Regions from separate parts of the Homo sapiens genome. Here region 2 is linked to region 1. A link is a contact called in ENCODE Hi-C data. All regions are on one chromosome and are shown on one strand. Each heading gives the region's core, a stretch centred on a gene start or an enhancer-like site at or near the end of the contact. The rest is flanking DNA. Distances are from core to core; before and after follow the strand shown.

Evidence for each region. Hi-C counts contacts between places; a loop is a spot of excess contacts on that map. Pooled maps may share reads with other maps.
Region 2: a pooled map shows a loop between it and region 1 (4-fold over the local background). The contact joins the promoter of FRY here to the promoter of NBEA in region 1. A Hi-C loop is called at or near these places in 4 of 50 pooled maps.

Annotation. Positions count from the first base shown.
Region 1 is chr13:34,940,875-34,943,784 of GRCh38, forward strand. It overlaps NBEA (neurobeachin), which reads left to right and starts at 1,396. Exons shown (of 59, transcript NM_001385012.1): 1 at 1,396-2,240. The coding sequence starts at 1,947. LOC124903231 (a long non-coding RNA gene) reads right to left here and starts at 1,316. Exons shown (of 2, transcript XR_007063908.1): 1 at 1,266-1,316; 2 at 447-828. RefSeq lists an enhancer at 978-1,087 and silencers at 1,258-1,327, 1,768-1,887.
Region 2 is chr13:32,030,499-32,033,776 of GRCh38, forward strand. It overlaps FRY (FRY microtubule binding protein), which reads left to right and starts at 1,276. Exons shown (of 61, transcript NM_023037.3): 1 at 1,276-1,367. The coding sequence starts at 1,298. FRY-AS1 (FRY antisense RNA 1) reads right to left here and starts at 1,141. Exons shown (of 4, transcript NR_103839.1): 1 at 953-1,141.

The DNA of each region.
Region 1 (2,910 bases), core at 146-2,645:
ACATGCTAGTTACCACTGCTTTCAGAAGTGTTTGCTTAACTACTTTAACAATTCAATCACTTTGGTGCAAGTTTAAACAAACAGACATGCAACCAAGAATTCATCCTAAGTACTGGTTTTGAGGAACTTTTTTATAACCTGTGGTACTTAGAATTTTACCGTGTTCCCATATCCTGGGAGTTAACTTGACTGGCAGGTCCAATTAAATATGAATAATAACAAAACTGATTATGGTGGATTTGTATATTGACCTTTTTCATTTGAGAGGACAATTAAAACGATCTGAATATACCTCAAGATACCTAATATTTCTGGTGACTTGCAATAATCTTTATTGAAAAGGGAAGACCTCATGAAATATTAAAGAAAATTATATCATTCCTTTCAAGGAACAGTCATGCCTATTTAGTTTTAATTCAATACTAACAGCAAGATTACTGTGTACATTTTAATTTTTAAAAATTAAAGGTTTATTTTTTGTCTCGTATCTGTGCAGACATAGATATGTACTTTTCTCACAGACAAGGCTGGCAGTGAGAATCACCCATGTTTTTAGATAATTTCGAAAGTCCTCTGAATTGTACGTGCCTGTGAAAAAAGGAAACATTAATAATTGGCATCATACCTGAGGATTGTCAGGATTTTGAAAGTGTGGGATTTGTCGTTCCCACCAAACTACCCCACAGTGTCACACACTGCAGTCTTTTTAGGCTGGGAGGCGAGTTCAAGAGCTGTTTGTTGTTCCGAGCTTGATCCAGAGAGGATCACTGTTTGACAAGTTCTATTTTAAGTCGTGCCTGAGTGTGCAGGTGTCAGCCTCTTTCATGGCTGTAGAAAAAGCACCATTACACTCCGTCTGTATTCTTCCCCCGACAATGCAGGATCGCCCCCCCGCCCCCCCGCGCGTTTGTTTCTGCTTTGCCAGCCACTTTTTCTTTGGGAAATTCTAGGGAGGGCAGGCGGACAGGACTGCGAGGAAGGGCGAGGAGGGGCAGAAAGAGGTCGTCTGCCACTCCCCTACCTTACAAGGCACGTGGCACTGGCAGTAGCAGCAGCTGGATGCAACAACTGAGATGAGGAACCTCCTCCCAGCAAGAGGATATTGAGAGAAGGAGGAGGTGGCAGCGAAGGCAAGACATGCACACTGTGTCCTTCCCCAAAGGGAGAATCCGCCCTCAAGGGAAAAACCACAAGGAAGCCACTACCCGCCCCGCCTCTGCCAGCTTGCCCCAGTGTCTGGCAGCAGTCCCCATGCACCTGCTCACCTGTCTATCCGTTCGGGGTGGTTGGGGGAGGGACGAGGGGTGTCGGGGTGGGTGGGTGGGAAGAGAAGGAGGGCAGGGCAAAAGAGGGGGTGCACCGAGGGCTCCGCCCCCCCGGAGGCTGTGCGCAGGCGCAGTGGCTGCTACCGCAGGCAGGGGGCGGCAACATGGCGGAGTGAGCGGCGGCGTCGGGGCTTCACAACAACAGTGGTGGCCGTAGCAGCGGCGGCAGCAGCGTCAATAGCATCGGCCACAGCCTGAGCTTCAGCACCGGCCAGCGTCGTGGCCAGCTGCTCGCGTCCTCGGGCTTCTCGGAGCGGCTGCAGCATCTCCGCGGGGGGCGGGCCGGGCCGGACAGACCGGGAGAGGGAGAGAGCAGAGGCAGCGGCGGCGGCAGCGGCAGCGGCAGCGGCACACCTGCTGGGCGGGCACAGCCGCTTGCCCGGCAGCGGTTAGCGGTACCGCCACCGCCGAGAATAAGCCTGCGGATCCCCCGCCGCCTCCGCGGGGGAGAGCGCCGGAGCGGGCCGGGCTGAGGCGCAGGCGGGGAGCGGGCCCGGCGCCGCGGCGCTGGTGGATGCTGGGGCTCCGAGGCGACGGCCGGGGGGCGGGGGCCGAGGCAGGTATAACGGTACCGGCGGCGGCAGCGCCGCTGCTCTTCCCTTCTCCTCAGGAGGGGGGCCAATGGCTAGCGAGAAGCCGGGCCCGGGCCCGGGGCTCGAGCCTCAGCCCGTGGGGCTCATTGCCGTCGGGGCCGCTGGCGGAGGCGGCGGGGGCAGCGGTGGTGGCGGCACCGGGGGCAGCGGGATGGGGGAGCTAAGGGGGGCGTCCGGCTCCGGCTCGGTGATGCTCCCCGCGGGGATGATTAACCCTTCGGTGCCGATCCGCAACATCCGGATGAAATTCGCAGTGTTGATTGGACTCATACAGGTCGGAGAGGTCAGCAACAGGGACATCGTGGAGACGGTGCTCAACCTGGTAAGGAAAAGGCGTGCTCTCAATCTGCTTCCCCAGTCCCCACATACACCGTCCCCAGCGCCTTTCCCTCCCACCCTTCACCCCCAGGGTCACACGCGCCGCGCGTCCCTGGGAGCGCAGAGCGTTCAGCCGGTATTGCCCAGCGGGTGACCTGCCTGCGCGCTGCTAGAGCCACGCCACCTCCCTCCTCTCCTCTTTCTGGTCCTCTCCTGCCACCTGAGCGCAGTGCCCAACTTAACACCGCTTCTTCTCACTTTTTAGGACCGCGAGTAACCCAGTACCCGCGGTGAAGGTTTTGGGTCGACTTTAGAGTTTAGTTAGGAGGTGAGGAGGCCTCCTGTTCTCTGGGGTTCTTTTTCTCACACTTAATTGTCCTTGGTGTCGCTCTCCGAGGATGACAGCCTTGCCCCTGGAGCCTAAATTCCCCCGTGCTGCTGAAATGTGAGAAGCGCATTAGCTTCCAACTTGAGCAGCTGGGGTGTGATGTTTTCGAAGGAGACAGAAAATGATGCAGTTTTGCATCTGTCTTTAAATATTCCAAGGCCATGATGGAGAGTGTTGTGTCTGTATCCATCCCCCTCCATCTCAGAAGCAGCCGTCCCTTCTTTGTAATATTGCCCTGAATATACTGATCTCTTAGTCATTTTTTGTGCACACAAGGTGTGTGAGG
Region 2 (3,278 bases), core at 26-2,525, 2.9 Mb before region 1:
GGTTTATTACTTTTTTCTGTTTTTTAGACAACATTAATCATGAATGTACTGGGACTTGGGAAGGATCCTGTGGTTTATGAGATAGTTGGCCAAATCCCACCTCTTCCAACATAACCTGTCATTATTAAAATATAATACTCTTATTTAATCCCCTGGTCAAGCTAAATGATAATGTGAAACAAAGCTAACCAAAATCAGGACACCTGATATCAAGAATTCATGAAATCAAGAGCCATTGTAGAGCAAGGAATCTAATGCTTTTGCTTCTTATCCTTTTCATACAAATAAAATAAGCTTCACTGGGCTTAGTGAGTCTTAGAAATGAGAGGTTTGAGAATAAGATCCATTGTGGAGTGTGTGACATTACAAAAACAAGCCAACTAAGCAGTGTGTACTGTCCCCTTAGAGTGCACACGTTCGGGCTCCGATGCCCCTTGAAAAGACTGCATTTCTGGGAGGGAAAAGTAAAAATGCAGATACCACCATGCGTGTGGAAGGCAGGGAAGAAAAAGCCCAGACAAGCGTCCTCTTGTTGAGTCTCTTTACTGCAACGAGGCTGACGGATGGGGTTTTTCAAAACGTCGCTGCAACCAGATGCAAGGCTGCAGCTTTGCTTACCGCAGCGTGCTGCAGTTGTGTTTATTTCAGGGACAGACACAAGGGGAAGCAGCAGCCAGAGCACACCCGGGCCGCTCACGGGAAGCCTTGCTGAAGAGAGAGGATCCGCAGAAGCTGGGAAATTCCTCCCGCAGCCTAGGCGGAGACTGAGCCGCGGCTCAGGTTGAGACAGTGGGCAGGGGCAGGGGGCGGCGCTCCCGGCCCATCCCTTAGCCCCGCGGCGGCCGTGTGGGCCGGAGGCTGCCTGCACCGCGTCAGGGAGGCCGGCCTAGAAACCCTCCCTCCCAGAAGAAAGCCGATCCCAGTTCAGGTGGGGTCTTCCTCGGTTGCGTACCTGGCTGGAGCCGAGCTGGTGGGCGGCCGGCAGCCGGCGTTTCTGGTGATGACAGCCCCGAAATGAAAGCAGCGCGGCCGCCGCCTCCGAGGGCTGCAGGGAGATCAGCGTCCAGCAAATAAGAAGCAAGTCCTGGACCCGGAGGAGGAGGAGCGGCCGAGCATCTCTCTCTGCTCCGCCGTGTCCTTTAGATGAGCACTCCCGGCCGGAGCCGGAGGTGGATCCGCAGAGCTGCCTCTGGGCGCCTGACCCCGCGCTGACATCACAACCTGTGACAGGCGCATCACGCCCGGTACCTGCTCCCGGCCGCTGCCCGTCCTCCCAGCCTCTTTGTATGCCGCAGACATGGCCAGCCAGCAGGATTCGGGCTTCTTTGAGATCAGTATCAAATATTTACTGAAATCCTGGAGTAATAGTGAGTAATAGAAAATAACCTTTTTGTTTGTTTGTTTGCTGGATGTTGCATAAGGCTGGAGACAGAAAATCTCAACTGGACACATATGTTTGTGAGCCGCGGAAGTTTTTCTTTTTTTCTTTTCTTTTCTTTTCTCTTTCTTTCTTTCTTTCTTTCTTTTTCTTTCTTTCTTTCTTTCTTTTTTTGCTCCCATCTGCTGTGAAAATCAAAATGTCAGAGACTGAACTAGCTTTCCTTAAGTGCAAAGGCTGCAATGGAATTACAGTAGATTGTGTTTGATTAAATTTTCAAGTGAGGCAGCCCTTCAGACTCTGGGGGAGCTCAGGATCAGGCATTCCTGGCTGCATTTCCTGCCTTGATGTTTATTTGATTTGTTCAGGCTTTCTCTAAATATTTTGTGAAGTGTGATTTAATCAAAGGGGTGTGGCAGGGTTTCAGAGTACTTTGTAATTGTTTTTTTAGGGTATTGTCTGAAGAAAGAAAAGTATTTAATAGTCCAAAACCTAGGACATCCTTTTTGTATATAGAGGCATCTGCAGATTTATTTCATCTCTCCCTCTTCCATGTGGATGATGTTCTGAATGCCATTTAATATTTGAATTTTTAAAAATCCTGATGTTTGCTATAGTCCAAATATTGTGCTTTTTTGAAACATAAACAAGTGAGGTTCTGACCCTAATTATTTATTAGGATAGCAGAATATGATGGCTCCTGAAGTTCCATTTCTGACCTACATAAGGATTTTAGCAATACGCTATTTCAAAAAGACAACCTCTAAGCTGCCGTGGATCTGGAATCAAATTAAAATGAGGCCTTCAGGTGATCAATGATGCCTTGTATTTTCCGAACTGTTTAAAAAGAAAGTCTTCTCTATTTCACTAACAGCCTTTGTACTTGCTTTGGATAAAAGATCAGCAGGTATTACTGATGCTTTATTGTTTTAAATAAAAAAATTTTTTCCCCGTGAAAATTTTAATATTGTATTATGTGCATACTGATTAACCTACCTGTGCTCAAAGAGCTAGTGATTAATTGTCTCCTACACAAATGACCTGTGGCCAAGATTGTTCTTATATAAACAAAACCTGGGCAGGAGAACCTGTGCTGCAATTGCTTTGAGGAAAAGAGCTAAAGTACCTTCAGCCTTAAGGTATTCAGGGATGTGCATCTCTAAATGATATCCATAGAAACCATTTTTTCCAGGTCATTTTGCACCACTGTATACACTATGGGGCTTGTCTGAAGCTGTTTTTCTACAAGTGGGAAGCCATTTGGGAGTAATACTGTTGCCCAAACAGCATTCTTTACTTGTCATAGCTATAAATCATTTAACTTGGACTCATTATTTTTATAATACTTTACACTCAAGGATGAATCTTCCTTTGTCTATCTGCTCTTTGATTAATGAAAAGAATTTGACATACAGTGTTCTTTATGGAGCAGTTTTCCAATAACTGAAAAAACTCACTTTTGAGTTGACATCAGTACGTGGTTTTTAAACATATTTGATTATTCCAAGACCAGACTGTTTTCTTCCATCAATTTTTGTCATTGCATCATTAAATAGAAAATTATGTTGTGACAATACTGAGGCCAATGGGATTTCTTTTAAAAATTTCTCTCCCCTTGTCTATTTTCAAATCACTCTAGATAAAGTATATATTCTCTCCACCCTTCCTAAACTCCTCTCCCCACATACATACTTCAGGAAATGATTCAAAATGACTGTTCATTTCTACTTTGAGAATATCTGTGATACAATTTTGAATTCTTCCAATTCATTCAGCAAATATTTATTGAATACCTACTATGTGCCAGGCTGTGGGGCTACACAAGGTGAATAAGACACAGTCCCTGCCCACTATATTAATTTTTTTATTTCAGAGTAGTGAAGTTGGTGGCTTTCCAGCA